6 separate regions of the Homo sapiens genome follow, and all the other regions are linked to region 2. A link is a contact called in ENCODE Hi-C or POLR2A ChIA-PET data. All regions are on one chromosome and are shown on one strand. The core of a region is the stretch at or near the end of the contact, and the rest is flanking DNA. Distances in the headings are between cores, read along the strand shown.

Region 1 (4,018 bases), core at 473-2,972, 1.2 Mb after region 2:
GTGGCATGAGGAGGTGATACTACAGTTGCCCCTTTACAGAGTAACCCACGTATGCAACAATTAAGACATATGACATATTTGGACATTAGCATGTGGAATTAAAATGACACACAACAATCTACTGGTTGCTGTCCAATGTATTGTAAAGCAAATAAACTCTGAAGCATGACCCATAATACTGTCTCTACCATCTCCTTTTTCAAATCAACCTCAAACTTCCCCCTGTCCATTACACGAACATTTCATTTCTGGTGATTCTCCTGACATTTCATCAAATAAATCCATTCAACAATTCGGCAAGCACCCACTAAGCACCTATGTGTATTGCCAGGTACTGCACTAGGAACTTGGGACTCAGAGAACCTTAAAGGTGTGCTTCTTGCCTGTGAGGAGCTCCAGTTCAATGGAAAAGCTCACCAACAGGAGAAATCTGGGGAGAAGACACCCTGAAGCAGCAGACAACAAAGAGCCTGATGATGGGGAGACCTCAAATAATGAAGGCAAATAGATCAGGTTCCAGTGGCAAGAGCAGCAGGACCAGGATTGTTCATCCACTCACAGAATCTTAGGCTTGGAAAGGAGCTTGGAGGACATCCAGGCCAACTCCGTATTTGACCCTGATACAACTGTCTCATTACTGCTCACACTGAATATTTTTACTCTGCATTTTGTCAATTTAGGTCTCTCATTCCCTGCCCCTCAGAGCCATAGTATTTTTGGGTTAAAAGTCCTGATTAGTTGGTAATCTCACTCAGGCTTAGCCTCTCCACCTCCATCCCCTCCACATGAACCCATTGCCTTTGCTCTTCTACTCAGTGCATCCAGGCGGTGAGCAATCAATAGCAATTATTTCAGTTCTGTTTAATTTTTCTACCTTTTCGCTGATCATTTTATATGGAAAGAATAAGCCTTTCCATAGTCCCCAAATCATGCTTTTGTTCAATAATGATTACCTCTATAAGTTATTAAGATAATAGTTTTGGGTTTTTTGTTTTTGTTCCCCCTCCACCAACAGCTGCCTCTTAGGCATAGCTTGTAAACAAAGGCCAGCCTGGAGGGATCACCGTCTGCTAAATGGATAATCACAAACAGATGTCAGTCATAGGAAAACAGATTTTTAAGTTCTTCACCATTAAGCCTCCGAAAACTCTAAGCTGAGAGACAATCTTAAGAATAGTTATATTATTTTACAGTGCACATATTTGGTGCAGAAAATATCTCACCTTATAAAACTGAGCAACAAGAACAATATGCATAGGAACAAGTGAGAGAAATCTGGGGCAGGAGGACATTAGCTTATTTGTGCCCCTCAGCACAATTTCTGAGGCAGAATGTCTCTTGCCTCAAATGGTGTGGAGAGAAGGTAGGCCACCCTTCCCCCACCCTGGCAGCCTCATCATGGTCCACAACATAATAGTATGAGAGTATCTCAACCCACTCGTTACTCACATGAGGACTTGCCACAGCTCCACAAGTAAAGATGCAAAAGTAAACAACAAAAAACAGTTGCTGTTTGTGTTAGATTTCCTTATAGTAGCCACCAAAATGAACAGCCAAAAGGAAAAACAAAACAATCAACATGCAGTAGCTCCAACCCAGGATTCTTTCTAGCTGGGACATATGAGGATGGGTAACAAAAAAGCACTCAAAATTTGGCGTTAAGATATATTCAAGAGAAGAAAAGTTGTTCATTCAGCTTAAGGTTTGCCGTAACATGAGAGTGAGTCAAACCAGAACTAGTTCTGAGGAACTGACGAAAGCCTGGCTTATTTGGAAAGTTTTGGTTTTGCTTTTAGCAGTTTGTCTGTGAATGGGATTGCATTCCTGATTTGGCTCTTGGCTTAGCTATGGTTGGTGTTTAGGAATACTAGTGATTTTTGTATGTTCATGTGGGATCCTGAAACTTTCTGAAGTTTATCAGCTTAAGGAGCTTTTGGGCTGAGACTGTGGGATTTTCTAGATATAAAATTATGTCATCTGCAAACATGGGTAGTTTGACTTCCTCTCTTCCTTCTTGGATGCCTTTTCTTTCTTTCTCTTGCCTGATTGCTCTGGCCAGGACTTCCAATAGTATGGTGAATAGGAGTGGTGAGAGAAGGCAGCCTTGTCTTGTGCCGGTTTTCAAGGGGCATCCTTCCAGCTTTTGCCTATTCAGTGTGATGTTGGCTGTGGGTTCATCATAGATGGCTCTTATTATTTTGAGGTATGTTCCTTCAATACCTGGTTTGTTGAGAGTCTTTTTTTTAACATACCTTGAGAGTTTTTAATACCCTTTTATTCCCTCTCTTTCCCCTATTCTTATATGTGCTCCAGCTTCCCCATTGTCCCTGGAGCACATTTAGGAATAGGGGAAAGGGATGGAATGAAGAATACCAGCATGTCTTAGTGCTGTGCCAGGAAATTGACTCATTTCCTAGGGCTTCTGTAACACATGACCTCAAGTCCTTGGCATTCCCTGACTTATAGTTGTATCACTCCAATCTCTGCCTCCATCTTCAAATGACATTCTTTTCTGTGTGTATCTCTACATTCCTCTCCTCTTATGAGGATACCATCCGTTTGATTAGTGCCCACCCTAATGCAGTATGACCTCATTTAGACTACATCTGCGTAGACCCTACTTCCAAATATAGTCACATTCTGAGGTCCTCAGTAGACATGAATTTGGGGGGAACATTATTCAACTAACCTCACTTCATTTCATAGTGCCTCATTTCATTCTCAGTGCAATGTGTGGTTTAGAGTTAGACCCATTTTACACATGAGAAAACAGGACCAAGATCAAACAATGTTTCCTTAGTTGCATGGCTGAATTTGAACTCGGACCTCAGTGGCCCCACTATACCTTCAGGCTTGTGATTGGTGAGATTAAAACCACATGGCAAGAAAAGGCAAACTTGAATATAGGCCTGAATGATCAATCCTTCTCCTGCTGCCTCCCGCCCTTTTCCTTGTGCTTATAGGGGTAGGACCAGCAGAGATGTGGGGCTGAACACTCAGACAGAGGATGTTTTTAAGAAAACATCTCTCCTTGCCTGTCCTCTAAGCCTTCCCTGCCTCCTTGTTTCTTCTACAAAAGCAAGGATCTCCTTTCCTCCTCCTTGTCCTGCATCCTCTTTTCGTCCCATCGCTTGAACAAGAAGTACTTTAAGAAGTACTACGAAGCTGTGTAGTACCTACAGATGGGAGTGGCTGCCTAGACGGCAAGAGTTGGGACTGTGTCTGTGGGACCCGTGCTTCCTCTGGGGATCTGCTTCTACACCCACGGCTCCAGGCATGTGGTTTCCTTAGGAGTTGCCATTCTCTTACCTGACCCTCTGTTCCTGGCCACAGTGACTGGCTGAGGAATGGACATATGTCCCCTGTGTGGCTTTGAGTTTTAGTATCTATGGAAAACACACCTCACCTACCAGAGTTCCTGTCCTTCTTTAGGAGTGAGGTGCACTCACCACAGTTTCCTTTCCTCTCTCTTGGGTAGCCTTTCTCCAGGCTTGGCCTGCCTCTCCTCTTCACACTTTCCTTTGGGCAGTTCAGCTCTGCTTTGCCACAGTTTAGGGCATCCTGAAGCAAAGGAAGGCCCAGGTATATTCACAGCAAGGCCAAATGAAACTCAAGCTAGTGTCTCAGCACATTAGCCTGCCTCATAAATCTATATGTCTAGAGAAAATAATGGAGGGTTACAAACCAAAGTGTTAATAAAGGCATTTCTGGGTGGAGGTAACTTTTTTTAGTTTTTTGTTAAACTTTTGTTTTACATAGGTAACTTTTTTAGTTTTTTGTTAAACTTTTATTTTACATAGGTAAACTCGTGTCATGGAGGTTTGTCATACAGATTATTTTGTCCCCTAGATACTAAGCCTAGAACCCAGTCATTTTTTTTTTTTTTTTTTTTTTTTTTTTTTTTTTTTTTGCTCATCTCCCTCCTCCCTGGGGCCTCCACCCTCAGCTAGGCTCCAGTTTGTGTTGTTCCCCTCTTTGTGTCCATGTGTTCTTATCACTTAGCTCCCACTTATATGTG
Region 2 (4,242 bases), core at 1,192-3,691:
AAACTAGTTCACAAATATTCATAGCATTACTCAGCCAAAAGCAGAGATAACACAAATGTCTACCAACTGATGAATAAACAAAATGTGATGTATCCATAATAGAATATTAGCCATTAAAAGGAATGAAGTACTGATACAGGCTGCAACATGGATGAACCTTAAAAAACATTATGCCAAGTGAAAGAAGTCACTCACAGAAGACCAGATAGTGTATTATTCCATGTATATAAAATGTCCAGAATAGCCAAATCTATTGAGACAGACAGCAGATTAGTGGTTGCCTAGGGACAGAAGGGGATAGAATTGGAGGGAACTAGGCAATGACAGCTAATAGGAACAGAGCTTCTTTTGGGGATTAAAAAAATTCAAAAATTCATTGTGGTGATGGTTGCACAAGACTATTCATTTACTAAAAGCTTTTATTTATTTATTTATTTATTTATTTATTTATATTTTTACTTTTTTTTTTTTTTGAGATGGAGTCTCAGTCTGTCACCCACGCTGGAGTGCAGTGGTGCCATCTCGGCTCACGGCAACCTCCACTTCCAGGATTCAAGTGATTCTCTTGCCTCAGCTGGGATTACAGGCGCCTGCCACCATGCCTGGCTAATTTTTGAATTTTTGGTACAGACGAGGTTTCGCCATTTTGGCCAGGCTGGTCTTGAACTCCTGACCTCAGGTGATACACCCGCCTCGGCCTCCCAAAGTGTTGGGATTACAGGCAGGAGCCACGGCGCCGGGTCTGATTTTCAACTTTAGAAAAGCAACTGACTAAAGTCTGTTAATAAAAAGAAATAAGTCTTCGGTTTAAATTGTACTGTATTACCAAGTTTGCGGGATACTGTAAAGCTTATGTGAAAACTTTTCATAACACTGAAATTGGGAGAAAAAGCACCTAAAAAACCCGAACAACCGTGTAATCCGTTCCAAAACAAACTATGGGCGGGTTGCGCGGAGGCCAGCAAGGTAAGAAAGCAAGCGATAATCGCAAAGCAGAGCCGACTGCTTCCTAATAAAAAATGGACCTTTAAAAATTAAAACCACTAGTTTTCAACCACAACACTTCGAAATGAGAATATTAGTCACCGTTGCCATAGAAACAGTAAAGCCAAGCTGCCCGGAATTTAGACATTTTTTTAAATACCGCAAACTGAAATGGGTGAAAATAGGGCAGAGTTTAGTGTGAACCTAAGTGGCCGGAACCTACTAGTAACTTTCACCAGGATAAAAGTGACTCTGCTTTTCTAACCTACATTTCCGAACAGTGCTTTATAAATCACCTCTCGGGGTTAGTTTATCAAGCGCAAAAAAAAGTTTACCTTGTCTCTTCCGGAAGAAGGAACCTGACAAAACCCCTCCCGGTAGTATTGCCCACAATCAGAGCCAGCCAGCGCAGGCTTGCACCGCGCAGCAAAGGGGGAGCCCAGCATCAAGTCCACGCGGAAAGCATCTGAATCCCGGCTGCTGGCTTTACTGGCGGAGCACAGAGGAAAACCCCAAGCTCCTGCCTACAGCCCCGGCCTGTCTGGCTCCCTCCTCCACGTCCCCACTCCACGCCACGTTCTGTGCCTGGCAGTCCACGCGCCCTAATCCAACTCGCATTTATTTAAGCACCCGCCGTCTACACCGCATCATGGTTCCTCCAGGCACTGCAGGAAGAAATGGCCCCATGCCGGGGGAAAGAAACACCAAAAGGACAGCCGCGAGGGCTGAAGACGACCCCGAATGACGGGATGACTGCCTGCAACGGGTGGTCAGGAGAGGAGCTCCCACCCTCACCCCGCGGGTCGTGACACTCCCAGGGAAGGGAGGGCCCCGAGGGGTGCACCAGGCCCGGCCTTCCTGGAGTCCGCCACAGCCGACTGGCGGCGTTAAGAGGTCCGCATCCCAGGACCGCCCGAGCGCTCCTCTGCCCCAAGGAGGCGACCCCGACTCCGGATCCCGGGAAAACGGCGAGCGCGGGTACCGAACCTCGGTAAGGGCCGGAGCGGGCTGTCACCGGCCCCCGCATCCCTCCCCTGCGGCCGCGGCCGGCCGCTCCCTCCCCAGCTTGACAGTCGCTGCAGTCACGGACGGAGCGTCTCTGCCCCAGCGTCGCCGCTCGCCCGGACGCCCGCACCCCCGTGCCCCACGCGGAGGGGGGCAGTGCCGGGAAGACCTCTCCGGACCCTCCCCCCGCCCTGGCCCCCAGACTCCGGAAAAGCGGTTACCTGGCGCGCGGGTTGGGGCGAGAGCACGACTCGGTGGAGGAGGAAGAGAAGACAGTGGCCTCCGGCCCAGGGAGATTTGGGAAATTTGGGAGACTTGTTCCGCACTAGGTGACAGCTGTTCGCTGCGCACGCGCACAGGACCCCGGCCGCCCGATCACTGCGCCGCGCCTCACCCTCCCGTCGAGGGGGTGGGTGGGAGGCAGCGGCGAAGGCGCGCGCACCGCCGGCTCTCCCTGCGCGAGGGCGCGCGCGCCGTCACGTGACCGCTGGGGCCCGCACTTGGTGAGTCACGTGGGCTTACAAACAGCTTAAAGGTGCCCGGCACGCTCTTGCTTTGGGCTCAACTTCCGCGCTGTGGTTAACTTAGGCTTGCTGGCGCGCATCTTCTTGTCCTTTGGACACAGGCATATCCCATTCTTTCCGGAGGGGAAAGATACTCGCGTAGAAGGAGAAAACAGGTGCACAGAACCTTGCCCGGAAGCGCTGGCTGGGGTCCCGCAGGGCTGGACCTGATGTAGTCCACGCGCCACACGTCCTCCTGGGCGCCGACGCGCACCTATGGCGGCCTCCGACGCGCGGACGTCAGCGTGGCGTTACCGGGGTGGAGCCTCGGAATGTACTGGAGAGCCTGGCGAGAAAGTCGGGGCTCGCAGCTCTCCGGCGATGACAGCGCTGTGTTCCCGTTCTCCCTTCACCCGGTGGCCGGGACCACTGAGCCTCCTTCCCACAATGGGAGATCCCGAATAGGCGAAGAGTATCTTCGTGTCCCAACCCTTTAACAACTACCGCGCAGGAGCGTGTCAGCCTCTGGAAGCAAAACTGTCCGGTGTTGAGTCACCTACACCCAGCACGTCCCGCCCCGACCCGCCCAAGTGTGCTCTTAAGATAGGGAGGCACAAAGGTGACCCCAATAGGAATCCTGGGCTGGCGGTCCCTCAGAAACTAGAGTTGATAACAGTTTGGCCAGAACTGAAGTGACTAGAAATGCAGGTGCCTCCAGCGTCTGAGACTAGATAAGTTAACTTCCTACAACTTGTTGCTTTTCCTCTGTAACTCCGCCTTCCGAGGTGTCAGAAGGAACCAACCAGACCTTAAGCCCCTGTACTGCCAAAGACAGATGGTTGAGCATCAGATGTTTTGCAAAGCTGAATGATTTTTTTTTTAAACTTCCTACAGAGCTCCCAGCTGGGTCCCTTGTGGCGTTTTCTCTAACGTCTTAGCTAAGAAAGATTGGGCATATCTTCACACCAGTGAGCAAAGTTGGGCTAATATGCTGAATTTTCTGTTACATTATACTGATAACAGAATTTTAAAAATATATCGACACCGCTTACCACGCGCTTGAACTCGTTTCTCACTGGGGTGAACATTGTGAGGACAGATGGAATGTGATTAATTGAGCTAAGGCTAACGGGATTATTGGGTCACCATATTTCTTTAGTTGTTAAAAACAAAGTTCCGCTACACACACAGACACACTCTTTTTTGAGACGGAGTCTTGCTGTGTCGCCCAGTTTGGAGTGCAATGGCGCTATCTCGGCTTACTGCAACCTCCGCCTCACGGGTTCGAGAGATTCTCCTGCCTCAGCCTCCCGAGTAGCTGGGATTACAGTCGCCCGCCACCACGCCCAGCTAATTTTTGTATTTTCAGTAGAGACAGGGTTTCGCCATGTTGGCCAGGCTGGTCACAAACTCCTGACCTCAGGTGATCCGCCCGCCTCGGCCTCCCAAAGTGCTGGGATTACAGGCGTGAGCCACTTCACCCGGCCACACACAATTCTGAACTTGGCTAACGTATACTCAACTGGGAATTTTCCAAATGTGTGCATGTAACGTCAGGATCCCAACCATCCTTACAAGTAAATTGGATATGCTAAAATAATAAATATGCAACCTAACACTTACTTAGAACAGTAATGTGAGCTACACACTGTCTTCAGAGCTTCACATGTATTAATAAATACTTATAATAATTCAATGAATAGGTACTATTAATACCTCATTGTTACAGATGTGGAAACTGAAGCATAGC
Region 3 (4,446 bases), core at 1,408-3,907, 1.1 Mb after region 2:
TCCCACTCACCTAGGCATGTAATCATACACCTTATAATCACTTGGTTCAATATTTGATTTTTTTTTTTTTTTTTTTTTGAGACAGAGTCTTGCTCTGTCGCCAGGCTGGAGTGCAGTGGTGGGATCTTGGCTCACTGCAACCTCTGCCTCTTGGGTTCAAGCGATTCTCCTGCCTCAGCCTCCCGAGTAGCTGGGGCTATAGGCGTGCACCACCACGCCCAGCTATTTTTTTGTATTTTTAGTAGAGACGGGATTTCACCATGTTGGCCAGGATGGTCTCGATCTCTTGACCTCGTGAATATCTGATTTTTTTCAGTGACAACAAAGCTGGTGCCCAGAGACCAAGGTTAACCACTCATACTACAGTACTATACAGCCTCCTCTAAGGTATTCCTGCATTTCATTTCACTCCAGACCTCTAAACCCATGGGTTCCCTACAGCCTAACTTTTGCACAACAGAACTTAATAGTAGGGGTCCCTGGACTTCTGTGGAAAAAGGAAGTTGCATGTGAGGTGGGAATTTGAAAGAAGAGTATGAATAGTTTAAATTCCAGAACTGCCTTGGATTTCTAGATGTCGTATGTAACTCCAAAACCAAACAATAGACATGCTTAAGAATATTCACAATGTCCCTAAATTAAAGCATATGTTTATGCTTCTCTTATGGGGGAATAAAGTGGTTTACAGGCTTCTGGTCAATTCATAGGTCATATTGTTTACTTTTATTTAAAATTAAGTTAGGTCTGCCTTTTTAAAGGTAAGAAAAGTTAAATTTTAGACGAAAGTCTAAATTTGTTACATTCAAAAGGAATTATGTATTAAATTCAAAAGACAATTTAAATTCAAGTTCTATTTTTTTCTGCATGTGCTTTAAAGTTGAGTTATATACACCTAAACAAATTAAAAATTATTCAACTGGCATATACATTGTAAACGAATATCTCATTTAGGAACCAGATGATACTTTATATATATTTACACATATGTTTATATATATACACACACACATACATACATATATATTCAAAATACAATCAGGCACTAGACAAAATAGTCATATTGTTGGTATTACGATTTTATAAGTTTGTTTTGTTCTGATTTGCATTTGAAAATTAGATCAGCCAAAACTTGATGGCAAATAGTCTGATTTACAGCCCAACTATGACAGTCAAAGGAGACACCAGAATTACCCGTCACTAAATCCCATCACCAGTATTACCAGGGAAGTGGGTGAGGACTGTCAAGGGCATTACAGGTAATGGAACAGCAACACACAAAGATTTGGGGATTTTAACAAACTAAAACCAGTATTTCACGAACACCTAATAAGGACAAGATCACAACCTATCCCCACATGGTCAAATTAACTTGGAAAGGAGAAAAACTTCACTCTGACATCGATTGGTACTGCCTTCTTTGGGGAGGAAAAAAAGCATTTTTATACTCTGAACTCTGTCGTTCTCATAGACAAAGTTATAGCAGTGTTTGCAGAGAGTAGGGAGTATCCCATCCACCACTTATTTCTTTCTCATATCTACTCAGTAATTCAATACAAGAAAGAAAAAGATAACCAGGACTTAAAGCAAAAACAGAATTCAGTTCCATGCTCCTCCCAAGCCTTATTATTTCCAGGTGTTATAACTGGGAGTTCCGCGGACAGATTTGAGTTCTACTTCCGCTCCTTTAACCCCCTATTCCGAAGAGTCCAAGAGCAGCAGCAAAGAAAAAGACCAACTCGAAAGTGGGGAAGGGATGTTGGGGTTAAAGAGGGGAGTTAAATAACCAGACCTTTAGTGAAGAATAAAGAATTCAGGCTGTAGTTTGTAGAAATAAGTTATTACAGGCCTGTAAAGTCTGGCGCTGGGTAAAGCCCAAGAGGCTTTCCCTAACTCCAAAACGGCGACCTTTAAAGTAAGGGAGGGTTGGGGCACCACAGCGGCCGGATTTCTAATTGTGGAAAGTTTAAACAAATTTGTCCCTCGGGGAATGGGGGAAGGGAGAGAAGAACAAGTCTGGGCTCGGCCGGGGAGCGTGCGGAGTCTGCACGCCGCGGCCGTCGGTCCAACGCGGGGAGGCTCAGGGATTTTCGGCAGCAGCGACTTCATCCACCCCGGACCGCCGGCTGGAGGACGTGCCTGCAGCCGGCGGGTACCTGCGGCCAATTCGGTGGAACGAGGACGCGGACTGCGAAGGCAGGTGGGTCTGGCACGAAGGGGCAGGAGTCCTAGGCTCTGGGTGGAAGTTGGGGGTGGGACGGCGCCGGGAGGCCGGGGAGGCAGCGGCGAAAGGCGGCGGGCGGCTCTACTTACTCGGCTGTACCAGATGCTGAGGCGGGCCGCGGCCAGCACGGCGAAGAAAGCCCTCTGCGGGTCGGACTGAACGTGGAAAGGCGCCTCGGCCGGGCTCCCCAGAGGGCACAGCAGCCTCTTGGGCCAGCCGCTCAGAAAATACATGGTCCGTGCGGAGCCCCCGGCGCCCCCAGTTGCGTCCGTCACACTCAGCGGCCCCGGGCTGGTCGCCCACCTCCCACACCGCCACCGGCCGAGTCGGCGGCGGCGGCGGCGGCAGCTCGGGGCATCTGCCCGCTGGCCTGGCCGGGCCGGGCCGACGCAAGGCTGCGCGACGAAGGCACCCCCAAGCTGACGGGGCCGAGTGTGGGGGAGGGAAGGGGAGGGAGAGTAGGGACACAGAGAGGGCGGGAGGAGCGCGGAGGCCCGCCCCGACCCCGCCCCTTCCTCAGGCCGCGCGGGCGTCACCACGCCGCGCCGCGTGGGTCGGGCCGGGGAGGGCCCGCGCGCGCGCTCTGGAGACTCCTGCGGTCTCCCTAGCTGTTTCTTGAAGCTCTGCATAAGCCTCGCCCGCGGCCGCCGGGTTGCGTCCGCACTTCTGCGCGCTGGCCCCTCCCTTGCTCCTCTCCCTAGCAGTCTCCAGGGTTTTACCGGGAGGACCTAGGCAACGGCCTGAGACTCCGAGGCAAGTGGGGCGAGTCTAGGGATAACGCAGCAGCAAGGCTACTGGGCCGGTGGAACACGCCCTGGCCTGGCCAAATTGGACCTCCCTTCCGGATTGGCGGGGTCTCGGTGGGGGCGGGCCGGTTGCCGGGGGGAGCTGGAGTCACGTGACGGCCGGCGCGGTTTCCCACTTTGGGCTGCCGGCCGCTGTGGCTGTGGTGGGCGGTAGGGGCTTTTACCGTGTGAGCTCCTTTAATGCCGGGGTCTGCAGTGAGAGCTGGTGATGAAGCTCCTGCCGGTGTGGAGCTTACATCCCTAAGGGAGCGTTTATTTAATCAGTAAATAAACCACTCACCATGAAAGTATTGAGTTCTGTCTCCTGCCTTTCAGGAGTTCTAAATCTATGTCTTTGAAATCCATTTCCATTCGTCTCAGCCTTACCAGCCATAACTTTAGATGAGAGGAGGCTATCTCTTTCGTGCTGCAAAAGGCTTGGACTTAGTTTTAGAACTGGAAGGGACTGGTGATAGCGTAGGTCCATATTTAGCTTTTGGACCCCAGGTATCACCTTAGCTGTAACTTTCAACGGATTGACCCAGTGGTAACGTCTGAATAGAAGGAGGGTTGAGGGGATATGGTGTGGAATGGGGGAAGGAGGAGTCTGAAATAGAAGAAAGATTTGCTTCTCATTGTCTACCTTTTTTAGTACAGTTTGAATTTTTCCATATGTTTGTATTACTTTTTCAATTAAAAAGCCAGGTTTAAAAAATGACCCCACATTAAAAAGTAGCAACGTAGGCGGGGTGCTGGGGCTCACGCCTGTAATCCCAGCATTTTGGGAGGCCGAGGCGGGCAGATCACTTTAGGTAAGCAGTTCGAGACCAGCCTGGCCAACATCGTGAAACCCCCGTCTTACTGAAAATACAAAAATTAGCTGGGCGTGGTGGCAGGTGCCTGTAATCCCAGTTCCTCAGGAGGCTAAGGCAGGAGAATCGCTTGAACCTGGGAGGCGGAAGTTGCAGCAAACCAAGATCCCTCCACTGCACTCCAGCCTGGGCAACAGAGTGAGACTGTCTCAAAAAAAAAAAAAAAAGTAGCAACATAAACAGAAAAAAGGAAACAAAGAAACTTAATTCATATTAGATATAGCATTGTAGCTGGTATTCATAACCAAATATGTAACTTTCTGTAATTTTTCTAAACATTCACTGCATTCCCTGGAAGGTGATGATAGAATCCTGTATTCCTCAAATGGAGGTTGAAACTGCCTCACCACTCACCAGCCTGTTGCGATCAGATTGTCTCCTTGGCGTCTACCCTCCCCCAGTCCAACACAGCAGCCTGGAACATAGTAAGCATAGTAAGCTGGCAGTATTTGTCAGACAAACCGTGGAGGAAACCCTGATCCAGCTGAGCTACACCATTAGACAAAGAGGCCCAGAGAGGTTTCTTAACTTGCCAATTTCAAATTGTAGAATAACAAAGTTGCATCAT
Region 4 (4,083 bases), core at 1,463-3,962, 2.0 Mb after region 2:
CTCTGAGTTTTTTCCAACTCTGAGAATCTGAGTTAGGAAAAGTCAGAAAGGGACAGATGACGGGCAACATAGGCTTCCGGCTACATCTTCAATCAAGCTACCAAGGACTCCCTTGATTATGACCAGAAATCATGTGTCAGGGACTACATCTATTTATGCGTGCACGTATATGTATATACACTTACATGTATGTGTATACATATACACATATACATGTATATCTGCAAATGCATATCTATCTCTCTGTTCCCTCTGTAAGAAATTAAGCAGACAGGCTGGGCGCAGCGGCTCACACCTGTAATCCCAGCACTCTGGGAGGCCAAGGCAGGCGGATCACCTGAGGTCAGCAGTTTCATACAGCCTGGCCAACATGGTGAAACCCCATCTCTACTAAAAATACTCTACTAAAAATTAGCTGGGCATGGTGGCAGGCACCTGTAATCCCAGCTACGAGGGAGGCTGAGGCAGGAGAATTGCAGGAACCCAGGAGGCGGAGGTTGCAGTGAGCCGAGATCGCACCACGGCACTCCAGCCTGGGAGACAGAGTAAGACTCTGTCTCAAAAAAAAAGAAAGAAATTAAGCAGACAAACATCTACAAGGTTTCTGAGGCCCTGAAGCCAGCGCAAGGATGTACAAATAACTAGGAGTCTCTTTCTTCCCCTGGTATATGAACGGGGTAAGGCAAATAATGCTCTACAGTAATGTTCCCCATAAAATACCAGCACACCTGCCAAGCAGTTCTACCTCCCTCAGGTATCAGCGTCTGACACCCTTTCAAGAAAGTGCCAAGTGGCCAAGCCCTGTTCTTGGAAGAAACGGGAGCTCATATGTGTGAGATGCTTTGAAGAGATGCTCACATACAGTGGAGGGGGAGAAGGAGAAGCATACTTTGGAACATTAAATATTAAATTGGAGGCCACCTGTCAATAGAAAAACTCTAAATAGAACTAGATTCATTTTAGAGAACCCAGGTTTCCAGGCTATACTTCCATTTCTCTGGAAAAAAAAAAAAAAGTTATGCCTACTTTTATACAAAGTAGAAGTCCATCTTCTTACCATATCCAGCTAGTGGCAAGTTCTCTGAGCTAACCTGAGGGTAAAGTGGATGGAGAGCTGGCTGAGAATGCCACACAGCAATCAAGCAAACACTTTGCCCAAGGGTCAAACTAAGTGGAACACTTGTTGACGGAAAAGTCGTGGCATAAACCATTTGTGGTCTCTCCCTAACTTTCTCAGTGTTTTTGAGCAGTAGAGAGAGGACAGGAACCACCAACACAAGTTTTTCCTACCATCACTAGGTTTCTCACCACTGTACCTGGGATATTCTGCTTCTTTCCTTCCTAACCTATCTCCGTCAATAGCATGGCATCTTCTGCCCTTTATGTGCAGCCAATCACCACCCAAGAGAGGCAGAGATCTAACTATCCAAAAAATGCATTCAGACAGATAAAACAAGAGCCAGTGCAAAATGAAACACATCAGCGCCGCTCAGGAAGCTTCCAGGACCAACCACAAACACTCTTTTTCAATTTACAGACAGGTTTTTTCCTTTTTCACCTGACTACTGACTCGCCCAACTTGGGATAACCACCAGTCAGAAGCTTTTAAATGCATGTATCTCATGCCAGGGGGCCAGGTGTAAACCAAGGCCAGTTGAAAACCGGCGCCATTTAATGAGATGTGGGTTTAAATGGGCCTATTTCTTTTTAACCTACCATTGCAGAGCAAGAAGTGAGCTTGGAAGCCTGCAGTTTAGCGATTGTCACCGACCCCTTTTCTAAAGTCAAGGCAATTAGGCCCATGACTGTTAAAAGTCTATCTCAAAGCTCCTGTCCTGCGCACATCAATCACAGTCACGGCTGAAAACAAACACAGAATTTTAAAAATTTCTTTATCCACACCCAAGGACAAGTGTGAGGGCAGCCGAGAAATCATGGCGACAGGAACAGCCGGTGTCCAAGGGGGCAGCTGCTTCTGAGAACTGCTTTGAGACAGGGCAGAGAACCAACCCAAGGTACTTTTCTCTCCCAATGTCTCTCCCCCGGCTCATTCACCATATTTCGGTCCAACAAACTGTTTTTCTCCTTTGAGAGGTTTATGGCGAGGGCAAGAGGGGCCGAAGGGACGCGAAGGGGCGACGCCAGGGATTTGTTGCTACACGTAAAGCTGGAAAACGTGCAGCTGTTTACTACCAGCGCCCCGGAGACGCCGAGCGCAGCTTGCAGCTGAGCGCTCCCCTCGGGCCCCGACCCCGCCTCCCCCACTGTGCCTGCCCCTCCGGCTTTGGAGGCGACGCGCCACCTGCCCTCCCCGACGCGCTCGCCGGACGCCGAGCCGCCCAACCAACACCGCGCGGGCCCCCACGGCATCAGCTCGGTCTCCCCTCAGCCCCCGCGCCCACGCCGCGCGCCGCCCACACCAAGTTACCTCGGAGGCCCGGGTTGTCGTCTCTGGCCCGAATCTTTCGGATTTTGACGGGGCGCCCGCTCAGGGTAGACAGGACCAGACGTTGGCGCAAGAAGTTGCACCCTGCGTAGCTGAGGGAGTGCGCCTGAGTCGCCATGTGCGCGCTCTCCGAAGAGACGTGAGCAGCCCGAGAGCGGCGACTTCGGACAGACGCGGGACTCGTGACTCCGATGGTGGTGGTGGCGGCGACACCGACGGCGGCGGCTCGGGCTGCCTCCAGCAGCCCAGACGCGTCCACGTGGTTTGGAACAGGAAGACGGAGAGACTAGACACCGGGTCAGAGGGGAGCGGGGCGGAGCCAGTGGCCACCTCCCCGCCTCCCCGCCCGACCGGGGCGGCCCCCGCTTCGGGCCACGCCGCTATTGGCCCGCGCCGGATCAGGGCGGTGCCCGCGCCGCGCCTCCATTGGCTTCCGCTGAAGCTGGGCGGTGCCCAAGCCGCGCTGCCATTGGTCCGTAGTGGAGCTGGGCGGTGCCCGGGCCCTGGCAACAGCGCGCGGCTGGAGGGAACGCGGGAGGATGGCCAGGGAACCCCGGCGCGGGAGTTGCCAGTCGGGGCAGTCTCCTCTGTGTACCTCCTGGCGTGGTAGCAAGGGGAGATGGCGGACTGAGATTGATGCCTACGACGTGCCGGATTCTTAGCATTACTACTTACGGCAACTACTGGGGTGAAGATGCTATTATCTACCCCTCCTCTTTCTTACTAAGAGAGACAACAAGGGTTGGTGCACTCACCCTATCGCAGGGATGCCGCTCAGCGCACTGCCGGCGCAGTCCCGCAGCTCCATGCTGTAACCCTGCAAGGTAGAGCCATCCTGTCCTACTCATGGATAAAGGCTCGAGGAATATTGCAAAGCTGACAGTGGCAGCCTATACTGAGACCCGAATCCTCCCACAGCAGGCCGTTGCTTATTTTATTGAGACACCTCTTTGCCCCTTTCTCACGGGTCCCTTCGTTTATCGTCATTGCGTTTCATGGCAATTCAGGCCCTCCTACCTCGCATGCTTCAAGATAGATAGTTGTAATAACTTCACACACACACACGCGCGCAATGCTTTTTCCCTCTTTCCCGTCCTCCTCCAATCCTGCACAAGAAAATCTTCCCAAACGTTGGATTATTTCACTTCTCTACTCAAAAACCTTCCAAAATGTACAGTTAACTAACAAATGACTACACAAGTAGAAGTCCGATATCATAGTAATGTGGGTTTGTAGCCATTCCTGGACAACACTCACCAAACCATGAGTCCCAGAATGCACGGGGGTTCGCGGGGGGAAGGGGGGCGGGGTATGATAGTGTCTGAAAGCGGTGGGAGTTTAAGATTAAGGGATGTAGCTAGCCTTATGTAGACAACAGTGTGTTATAAAGTGGAGTGGAGTGGCATGCTCATGACTCACTGCAGCCTCAACTTCCCGAGTTCTAGTAATCCTCCAACCTCAGCCTCCCCATTAGCTGGAACTACAGGTGTGCACCACCATGCTCAGCTAATTTTTGTATTTTGTATAGACATGGGTTTTTGCCATGTTACCCAGGCTGGTCTCAAACTTCTAACCTCAAGCGATTGGCCCACCTTGGCCTCACAAGTGTGAGCCACCACTCCCAGCCTTTAATCCAT
Region 5 (4,144 bases), core at 560-3,059, 1.2 Mb before region 2:
TAAGTAGCTAAGTATGTGTGTATATATTCTTAGCTGGTCTTTTATTCTGAGTCATTTTTATGTATTGACTCAAATTAATTCTCACTAATTATTACCTATTTGTAATAAGTACTATGGCTATTTCATTTTACAGATGAAGAAACTGAGGCACAGAGTGATTAAGAAAGTTGCCCAAGATTTCACAGCCAGTAGGTGGCCAAGCCAAATTTCAAACCCAGCAGTTTGGCCCCAGATTTGAAGCTCTTCACCACTCATATACAATATTGCTTCCTGAGAGAAGCATTTTCCTACGTTTTCCTTATCTGTTTGTTTCTAGCATCTAGTACAAGTCCTGGAATGTAAGAACCTTAAATAAATGCTTGTCGAATGGGGGATGACTTGAAGGCAGAGTCTGTATGCAATATTCATCACGCGGGGTATAGATGCTCAGCTGACATGATCCTTGAGGTGTACTAAGTGAGACATCCTCTCACAGGCTGATCCTGGCATCGTCTCTTTTATTCCAATCTGGGCTCCTCTTTCTTAGCAGTCTAGTCCTTCCTGAGATTATCAATAAAGCAAAGGTGATAACAGCATTGCGATCCTATCTCTACCTTCTAATCTTTTCCTCACTCATACTAACTTATCTCTTCCAGTCCCTCTTTCTGTTTCAAAATGAAATGTGAAACCTCTATGTATTAAACAATGAAACAAGAAAAACCCACAATCAGCTCTCCATACTAAATTATACAGCAAAGGGGCTGATTTAGGAAAGTCTTCCTTGAGTAGGTTAGTTTAACTTTACTCTGATCCAATCTTCAGGAATGTCATTGGCTAAAGAAGTCATTTTAGTCATGGTGCAATCTTATTCCAGACCTAATCCCCACCCAGTGGGATAAGTCAGTTCCTTTTGCCTCATAACATTCTTACTTCATCAAACTAAAATATTTTCTATCCACTTTCGTATACTTATTTTGGAAAGCAATTGAAGCAGAATAGGCACATACCTTCTATATGTTCCTGAAACATGATTGAGTGCTAACAGTTTCAACATTGGGAAGGCAATGTTCCACTTCCTGGAGTGGATACTCAGATTGTCTAGAGGTCAAGCACTGTTTCCTAATCAGGAGACTGTTATGGAAGGAGGGTGGGGGGCATTAACTGAGCCTTGGGCTTCCTCACAGATCAACAGGTGAATCCTGAGCATCCCGTAGAGTCTGGTGTGAGGATACAGCAATGACTAAGACAAGCCTCTTGCTTCAAGGAGCTCATAGACTATCAGAGGAGACACACACTCTTTCTCAATATGTTACTGACTGTAATAGAGTCTACGCAACATGAAAAAACACACACAGGATTGGCTGCATAATTTGCAGGGTCCAGGGCAGAATGAACATATGGGTTTCCTTTTTCATAAATTGTTAAGAATTTTAAAATGTGTTAAATCAAATGCAGGGCCCTTGGGTTACACAAGCATGAAGCAAGCCCTGCATACATAGAAGAGGTAATGGGATCAGGGTATGGGACACTGAAAAGGCTTCAAAAGAAACTTAAAGTGAATGTGGTTCTTGTAGGATGACTAGGAGTTGGCACATGAAGAAGTGGGGAAGGACATTCTGAGCAAGAAAAGAGAGCCTACACAGTAAGAAAGCAGGGTATGTGAGAGCAGGTTGTCAGTCTATGAGGATGACAAAGTGTGTGGCCAGTGTGTAGTGTCTTAGACTGAAGGAGGCCAGGTGACATATCTACAGAAGGAAGTTGAGGTCAGGGTGTCAGAGGCTTAGTGAAATGAAACCACAAAAGAACAAGGCCAACCGTAGTTTAATGATAGTTTCACCACTTCCTGCCTGTGAGCTCATGGGTAAATGACAATATCCCTGAGCTTCAGCTTTTTTTATCTGAAAATTGGGGCATTCTAGTCTTGGCTCAGCCTTTAGCCCACAGCTAATGAAGCTGTGAGACCTTAAATAAGTCACTTTCCCTCTCTGAGCCTCACTTTCTTCAAATGTAAAATGAGAGACAAGGGCTAGATGAGTGGTTTCAAACTGGGCTCTGAGAAAGTGCCTTAGAGGATATGGAGGGGATGGGTGACGACAAGACGAAAGGCCAGCAGATTTCAGCCCTTCTTGCCATCACGCTTACACTAGAGCAACTTCATTTTTATCAGTGTTATATGGGTATGTGTGTGAATATATGTTTATATCAATACATGAACATATGTACATGTATATATGTATATATGATATGTATTACATATAATATATGCTATGTGTATTATAGTATGTATTTATGTGCATATACATGTTATGTTATATGACAAATATATGCTATATTGTAATGTGTATATTACAACACATAAGTACTATGTACATATTTATGCAGAAAAGTGTCTGAATTTTCACATCTGTAAAAATAAGGATATTAATAATCCCTAATTTGTAGGATACTATAAAGATTAAACATCTAAAATACATGTAATATACTTTAAAAAGTGCCAGGCACAGAGTAAGCATTGCTAATTCTTAGCTCTTACTTTTTTTGAGCCAGAAGTTAACCAAGAAGGCAGTCCCTACCTTCCCTAGGTATGGGGAAGACAGCAGTGAACAAAAGACACACACTTTGTGGGTGTGTGGGTGCTCAATGTATTTGCTGAATATATGAATGGACAGGGTCTTCGACTCCTTTGCACTAGTTTCTAGGCTAAGGTTTTTGATACAAAAATAAACAAAACAAACATGGGTACGGCCCTTGTGGGTATTACGCATATAAACTCACAAGTGAGGATCAACTGGAATTGTTGCTAAGTGCTTTACTAGAATTGCAGATTACATCTAGTTTGAAGAAATAGTTTCCACCCTGCTAACAGTTTAACCTGCTCCAGGAACGAATGTTCCTAGCTCCCCAACAAAGTTGTAAATTGTCACATTTTTCTAATATGCGGGGAGCTAGGCAGAGACTGTGGGAATGAGAGATGCCTCATTAGGTAGCAGGATCAACTTTGCTAAGTCTTTGGGCAACTGGAAATAAAAAGTAAGAATGCTTCATTTCTGTGTAAATCACTTTTCCCTAATAGGCTATACTGTCTATATTTATTCTATGGCCACTGTGGGAAGTGAAGGAGGAAAAAGAGATGGGTCCTGTCATCAAGGAACTTATCATTAATTGGAAAAGACAGGATCAAGACACATTGACAAAATAACGGCAAGGACCTCTCTCCACCCACTGCTGCCATTAGCAAAGATATTCCCAACGGAACAATGTGATTGGATTGGACTGGACTTGCTCTGGAAAGGTTTAAGAAACTTGAGTTTACAGCGGAGATGGGAGAAGAGATTCTGAGGTGTCTGAAAATGGGCATGGGACAATTGGTCAAATGGCAAGGCTTCTTTTGGGGGCAATGGCATAAACGGGTGCTAGAGTGAGGCAGGTGCTAGGGTGGGGGAAATGAGCAGAGATCACATCAGAAAGCTAGCAATTTGAGAGCAACTGAACAAATTTGCAAATGCAGCCATGGACACTTCCTGTTCCTCCGACTGCTGAGTATTTTCACAGCAACCAGCATTTGTGTCAACCCACGAGGCCTCACTGTGTAACTATATCCATTTGTCAATATCTATGCTGCAGCAATCATTTAAGCCTACAAGCGTAAGGAGAAGTAACACCAAGGCTCCCAAGGCAGCCGTAATTCACCCACTTTGCTCATATGTGTTCATTTGGCTTCTAAATGGATTGCTTATTTTATGGCATGTGCAGTATGTAAGAGTTTTCTTAGAATTAGTTTAAATTGTCCTTAATCAGAAATATGTCATGCAACAGTCTTTTTCTCCAGATGAGTATTTTACTCAGTAGCACATAGCCTGAGTCATTAAACCCAAAATTACAGAACCTGAAACAATTAACATTTTTCATTCCTACTGGTTCTATTTTGCCCTGCCTACATTTGGGGGAAGGGGAATACTTGAAGTTCTCAGGGAATCATTTGAATAATGATATCATTCTAACAATTTGAAATTCTTATCTTCTTTAAACTATGTAATTGTGTACTTAACAAGGTGGGAGAAAATGTCTTTTCACTCACATTTTTTTCCCAATGCAGAGACTGTGATGAAAATGAGATAATACAGATTTATGTCTGCTGGCTTGGCAGTCATTTTACACCTACCTG
Region 6 (4,679 bases), core at 2,180-4,679, 1.3 Mb after region 2:
TCATCACTCTCACCCAGGGAGCATCTGGTGATGCCTGGAAACATTTTTGGTTGTCAAAATTGGGCTGGTTGAGGGAGGACTGCTATTGCTATCTAGGGGCAGAGGCCAAGAGTGCTGCCAAACACCCTGCAGTGCACAGGCCAGCCTCCCACAGCAAAGACATACAGCCTAAAACGTCAACAGTGCCAGTGCTGAGAAACCTTGTCACCACTGTGAGCAAAAAACATTTCAGTGTATATCTTTCAATTTTTTTCCCTGTAATCTTTTAAAAAGTAATTTATAACCTTATCATACATTTAATACCCATTTGTTTCATTAAAGCTTATGGCATAAATATTGCCCATCTTACTGCATGGTATTCATAAGCATCTTATTTAACAGTTCCATAATATTTAATCCCTCTATTGTTAGGTATCAGATTGTTGCCAATTTTTTAAAATATCATAAGTATTTGTGTGTTCAGCAAATATTCGTTGAGTGCCTACTGTGTGCCAGGGCCCCAGGCTAGGCCCTGAGGATAGATTTTCCCAAATAGTGTTGCTGATCAAAGAAAAAGAACATTTTTCTGGTTCTCAACACATGTTGATAATTGGTACTGTTACACTGTATTTTCACCCATTGTTTAAAAAATATTATTTTTTTGCTAATTTGAAAGATCTGATCATTTTTTGGTCTGTTTATGTCACTGGTTTCTTATCAACCTGTATGAGTCCTTCATGTTAAAAGATAAAAAGGTTAAGTGAAATAACATGAGTCATCATCCTCTTGCCAGTGTTAGGTACCTATTTTTTTATTTCTTTCCTTTCCGTCTATCCTGTAGATGTGGAATAGCGATGGCATTCAGGCCTGTGAGGTCACATTTGCTAAAATGGGGCTGCAGCATCTATCAGACTATCTTTTCCTTGGGCCAGAGTTAACTGTACAGTTATAAAATATTACTTATAAAATATAAATATTACTTATAAAATATTTTATAACTGTACAGTTATAAAATATTAATGTGATATTTTATGATTATTGTATTATAAACACAAATTCACTTACTAGGCAGAAGAAAACTTAAAATACCCCTAATGCCAAGCAAAGCATTATAACCATATGGGAATAAAACAAAGGGACATTAAATCTAGTCATGGATTACAACTAATTTTGCCAATGTTTATGGCCTACTCTGGTGGAGTTCTTGTCCTTTAATGAATTTGGTTGAAATTTTTAGGAGTAATAAAGGCTTCCTGGAGGGTGATGGATTAGATCCAATATTTACTTAATTTCTTATCAAACCCTCTCTTCCACAGCTCCATTTCCTTGGGGTGCAGCTGTCATTAGTGAGGGACGAAAAGGCAGAATACAAAGATCATGTAAATACACACATGTTCTTTAACCTCTAAACCTCATATCAGGGCAGTTGGTCTAAGAGAAGAAGACTGACATCTTCTTCAGGTAAGAATTATGACCATATGTGAATTCCCATATCCGAATGGAGACATTTAAAGAGCAATGAAATGTAAACTGGGGAAGAAGTGATGGCTCATTCAGGTTGGGGAAGTGGGTTTGTCCCTGGGGGAAGCCCAGTATAACACTATGGAACTAATACTACTTCTCTATCTTCCAAGGGTAGGATGGGTAGGAGGATGAGATAGAGAAAAAGTTAAGCAGCCAGGAGCAGTGGCTCATGCCTGTAATCCCAGCACTTTGGGAGGCCGAGGCAGGCGGATCACCTGAGGTCAGGAGTTCGAGATCAGCCTGGCCAATATGGTGAAACCCCATTTCTACTAAAAATACAAAAATTAGCTGGGCGTGGTGGCAGGTGCCTGTAGTCCCAGCTACTCGGGAGGCTGAGGCAGGAGAATCACTTGAACCCGGGAGGCAGTGAGCTGAGATTGCACCACTGCACTCCAGCATGGGCAACAGAGTGAGACTCTGTCTCAAAAAAAAAAAAAAAAAGACAAAAAAAACCGGTTAAACTTCCTTTCTCAAAAGTAGGAGCAAGAGGCCTGCATGGTGGCTCCCGCCAGTAATCCCAGGACTTCTGGAGCCTGAGGAGGGAGGATCGCCTGAGGCTAGGAGTTCGAGAACAGCCTGGGCAACATAACAAGAGCCCCATCTCTACAAAAACAAAAAAAAAATTCTTAAGTAGGATCAAAGATTAAGACAGTTGATTTATTAAACCTCTACTAAGTGACCAAACTTTATTAAACTCCATGAAACCCCATGCCCAACCTCCTTCTCAGTCACACTGAGACACTCTTGTACATTTTCCACATGGGGTTTCAATTCCCCACAGTATTTCTGTGACTTCCTTGAAGACCACACTCTAACTGCTGTCATGTGGCCTCTGCCTACCTACTTTTACTGAGAAAGGCTAAGTTTTTCTTCAGAGTATCATAGTTCTCCTTAAATACTGTTGACGACTGTCATTGTCAACTGATACATCCTTTCTGGAAAGCATTTTCAGTTTTCTTCAAAAGGCCTTTAAAATATTCAGGCTCTTTGACTAAGTAGTTACACTTCTAAGTTTACTTGAAGGAAACAATCAGCAATATTCCAGAGATATATATGCAATGAGTTCAGTGAATGGCTAAGACAGAACCACTGTAAATAACCTTTATACCCAACAGTGAGGAATTAATTTCATTTAGTTACCCAATCTAATCGAATGCAGCAATGAAAACATTTTTTAGAAGGTTATTTAATTCATAGAAAAGCATCCACAGTAAATTTTTTTCAAGTATTAAAAAAAGAGGTAGAACAATGGTACTTTTACTCCTTGTGTTATAAGACAAACCCAGACTGAACTTTGACATAGGCCAAGGTCAATGTGTCTAAGAAATGTTTTATTATACTATTTTTATTCTTAGGCTCCTCCATTCCTCTTTTAGGACTCCTTTGGGTTCTCAGAATGGACAGAGCAAATAAATTCCGTTCAGGGATCCTGGACCTGCTTAGCGCAGGAAGAGACTTACTTAGATGCTGCAGCTGGGATAACTTACACAAGTCATGTTACTAGCAAGCAGCTGGCGGTGGACTTGGACCCGTGTCCAGACCTCCAGCCTAGCATCAGAGCTATATTCTGAACACACAGTCGCATAAGAATGACTACCTATCCTATACTACCTATCTTATTTATTTTTAGAGGTATAAATTATTTTTAGAGCAAAACTGAATCGCGCCTGGAGGAAGGCCAGATGCATTGCCTGTTCTTATTAACCCCAACAGGTAATTGGCTCTACTGCCCCCTAGACCATCGCGTTCCCTTTCCCTTCTCCTCTCTCCATCCCAAAGAAAGGGTGTAGAGACCCTCCGTCCTAAAGTGCCCAGCGAGCTAGCCAGAGATACTGGGCCGTGGGCACCCGCGGAGGAACAACGCTCCCTACCTGCAGGCGGACAGAAGCGCGGCTGGTGCGGAGCCTCGGGAAGCTGCGCAGAACTGGGGCCGCGCGGGACGCGCCAGCTGCTCAGCGTTGCGCCAGGCCCGGAGGCGGGGTCCCGCCCACCTCTGCCCAAGGCAGCAAATCCAGTTTGCCGGGCGTTGGACTTTCCTGACCTTCGGTGAAATCGGCGGAAGCTTTCAGTTTAGGTATCTAGTGTTGGTGTCCTAGGAATAAAGCTGTGTATAGAAATGAAACAGAAAGTGAAACATGTCAGTCCAGTTTTCTTGTAAATGAGATTTTCACCGGGAAGAGTTTCGAAGATTAAAGCAAATCCACATTTAGTATGTTATTAATAAAAAAAGAAATTTACAACAAGCCAACATCTGAACGCACCTTGATTTTACCTTCAGAGGGGTAAGAGCTTAAGGTTACCCCTTAACCTTTATCAGAAAGGCGTCCCCCTTTCTGATAAAAGCCTCTTCAAGGTGACTGAACATCTTGACATAACTTGATATAACTCTACAACATATAAAAAGTCAGCAGCAGACCCATATGGCTTTGGTTTTTATTCTAGAAAGTAGGTGTGTGTGTGTGTGTATGGGTGTATAATAGGAAATATATTTTTAAATCGTGGATTCTGTGACTTCCTCAAAGTTCCTCGACATAATGAAACTTCATTTGCTTTGTCATTAAAAGAACTTCCCATCCCGAGCTACATCTTTTAAGAATGCTCAGGGTCCCTGATATTCTGCCACCCTAAGGATTAAGGCTGCGGAAGCCTATTCTAGGTGAGGGTTAAGAAAGCCCTTTTGAAAGCTTTGGGTTAGTGAATGGGCCCAAGATGACAGACGATGGTGTCATAATTTACTTAAGTATTATCCCGCGCTGAACTTCTAGGTGCTCTCTTTTCTCGAACTCCTTGACCTCAAGTGATCCGCCAAAGTGCTGATATTACAGGCTTGAGCCACCGTGCCTGTGTGCTCCCTTTTCTTTTTTTTCTCTTTTTCTAAATTGAGAAATTGGACTCTTCGTTGTTTGCCTTTCCTTCTTATTCATTTCAACTGCAGTTCAAAATACTGCATAATGAATGAATATTGAGATAGCCCTTGCATTGGTTATGACATTTGCTTCCAAAATAAGAATTTTCACATTCTGATTGTATCACAGATTTTTATTTTTATCTGGGAAATTATTGAGGCTGACACTGCCTTGATTTGGCAGGAGCATGGAGTTCTCTTTGGCCCCAATAAAATTGCAATAGGGTTTGGGCCCAGCTCAGATGTTCCTTCTTTCAAATCACTTTTGAGG

Evidence for each region. Hi-C counts contacts between places; a loop is a spot of excess contacts on that map. ChIA-PET counts read pairs that join two places held with the same protein, here RNA polymerase II (POLR2A). Pooled maps may share reads with other maps.
Region 1: a map with no recorded cell type shows a loop between it and region 2 (4-fold over the local background). The contact joins the promoter of PDCD1LG2 here to the promoter of KDM4C in region 2. A Hi-C loop is called at or near these places in 1 of 37 single-sample maps with no recorded cell type and 2 of 50 pooled maps. POLR2A ChIA-PET finds 5 or more read pairs at or near these places in 1 of 52 experiments (HEK293).
Region 3: a loop to region 2 is called in a map of B cell, with 26 times the contacts of the local background. The contact joins the promoter of RIC1 here to the promoter of KDM4C in region 2. A Hi-C loop is called at or near these places in 9 of 168 maps with a recorded cell type or tissue (B cell, CD4-positive, alpha-beta T cell, CD4-positive, alpha-beta memory T cell and 5 more), 7 of 37 single-sample maps with no recorded cell type and 26 of 50 pooled maps. POLR2A ChIA-PET finds 5 or more read pairs at or near these places in 5 of 52 experiments (CD4-positive, alpha-beta T cell, CD4-positive, alpha-beta memory T cell, activated B cell and 2 more).
Region 4: a map of naive thymus-derived CD4-positive, alpha-beta T cell shows a loop between it and region 2 (21-fold over the local background). The contact joins the promoter of RCL1 here to the promoter of KDM4C in region 2. A Hi-C loop is called at or near these places in 1 of 168 maps with a recorded cell type or tissue (naive thymus-derived CD4-positive, alpha-beta T cell) and 13 of 50 pooled maps. POLR2A ChIA-PET finds 5 or more read pairs at or near these places in 2 of 52 experiments (CD4-positive, alpha-beta T cell and CD4-positive, alpha-beta memory T cell).
Region 5: a map of B cell shows a loop between it and region 2 (7-fold over the local background). The contact joins the enhancer-like site here to the promoter of KDM4C in region 2. A Hi-C loop is called at or near these places in 4 of 168 maps with a recorded cell type or tissue (B cell, CD4-positive, alpha-beta memory T cell and naive thymus-derived CD4-positive, alpha-beta T cell), 2 of 37 single-sample maps with no recorded cell type and 11 of 50 pooled maps. POLR2A ChIA-PET finds 5 or more read pairs at or near these places in 1 of 52 experiments (activated naive CD4-positive, alpha-beta T cell).
Region 6: a map with no recorded cell type shows a loop between it and region 2 (6-fold over the local background). The contact joins the promoter of CD274 here to the promoter of KDM4C in region 2. A Hi-C loop is called at or near these places in 2 of 37 single-sample maps with no recorded cell type and 9 of 50 pooled maps. POLR2A ChIA-PET finds 5 or more read pairs at or near these places in 1 of 52 experiments (activated CD4-positive, alpha-beta T cell).

Annotation. Positions count from the first base shown.
Region 1 is chr9:5,508,235-5,512,252 of GRCh38, reverse strand. It overlaps PDCD1LG2 (programmed cell death 1 ligand 2), which reads right to left and starts at 1,722. Exons shown (of 7, transcript NM_025239.4): 1 at 1,450-1,722. The region is part of intron 2 of INCR1 (interferon stimulated noncoding RNA 1); the gene reads left to right. RefSeq lists enhancers at 1,624-1,673, 1,834-1,893, 1,954-2,033, 1,975-3,174.
Region 2 is chr9:6,756,172-6,760,413 of GRCh38, reverse strand. KDM4C (lysine demethylase 4C) reads right to left here and starts at 2,441. Exons shown (of 22, transcript NM_015061.6): 1 at 2,211-2,441. RefSeq lists enhancers at 1,128-1,347, 2,548-2,907, 3,639-4,242 and silencers at 2,008-2,177, 2,268-2,507.
Region 3 is chr9:5,627,318-5,631,763 of GRCh38, reverse strand. It overlaps RIC1 (RIC1 partner of RAB6A GEF complex), which reads right to left and starts at 2,657. Exons shown (of 26, transcript NM_020829.4): 1 at 2,311-2,657. The coding sequence starts at 2,454. INCR1 (interferon stimulated noncoding RNA 1) reads left to right here and starts at 2,037. Exons shown (of 3, transcript XR_007061406.1): 1 at 2,037-2,197. RefSeq lists enhancers at 1,837-2,337, 4,248-4,446 and a silencer at 2,358-2,897.
Region 4 is chr9:4,791,573-4,795,655 of GRCh38, reverse strand. RCL1 (RNA terminal phosphate cyclase like 1) reads right to left here and starts at 2,712. Exons shown (of 9, transcript NM_005772.5): 1 at 2,429-2,712. The coding sequence starts at 2,564. RefSeq lists enhancers at 1,962-2,461, 2,536-2,585, 3,406-3,455 and a silencer at 2,666-3,025.
Region 5 is chr9:7,974,181-7,978,324 of GRCh38, reverse strand. No RefSeq gene overlaps it. Among named protein-coding and RNA genes, the nearest start is that of DMAC1, 180 kb to the right of the region's middle. RefSeq lists an enhancer at 1,465-1,574. Within about 2 kb of position 1,809, at least 8 of the 41 ENCODE cell types and tissues checked have a DNase peak (open chromatin) inside an H3K27ac peak, as active enhancers do; they include B cell, where a contact is called at or near this core.
Region 6 is chr9:5,449,292-5,453,970 of GRCh38, reverse strand. It overlaps CD274 (CD274 molecule), which reads right to left and starts at 3,429. Exons shown (of 7, transcript NM_014143.4): 1 at 3,375-3,429. RefSeq lists enhancers at 3,153-3,312, 3,603-3,652.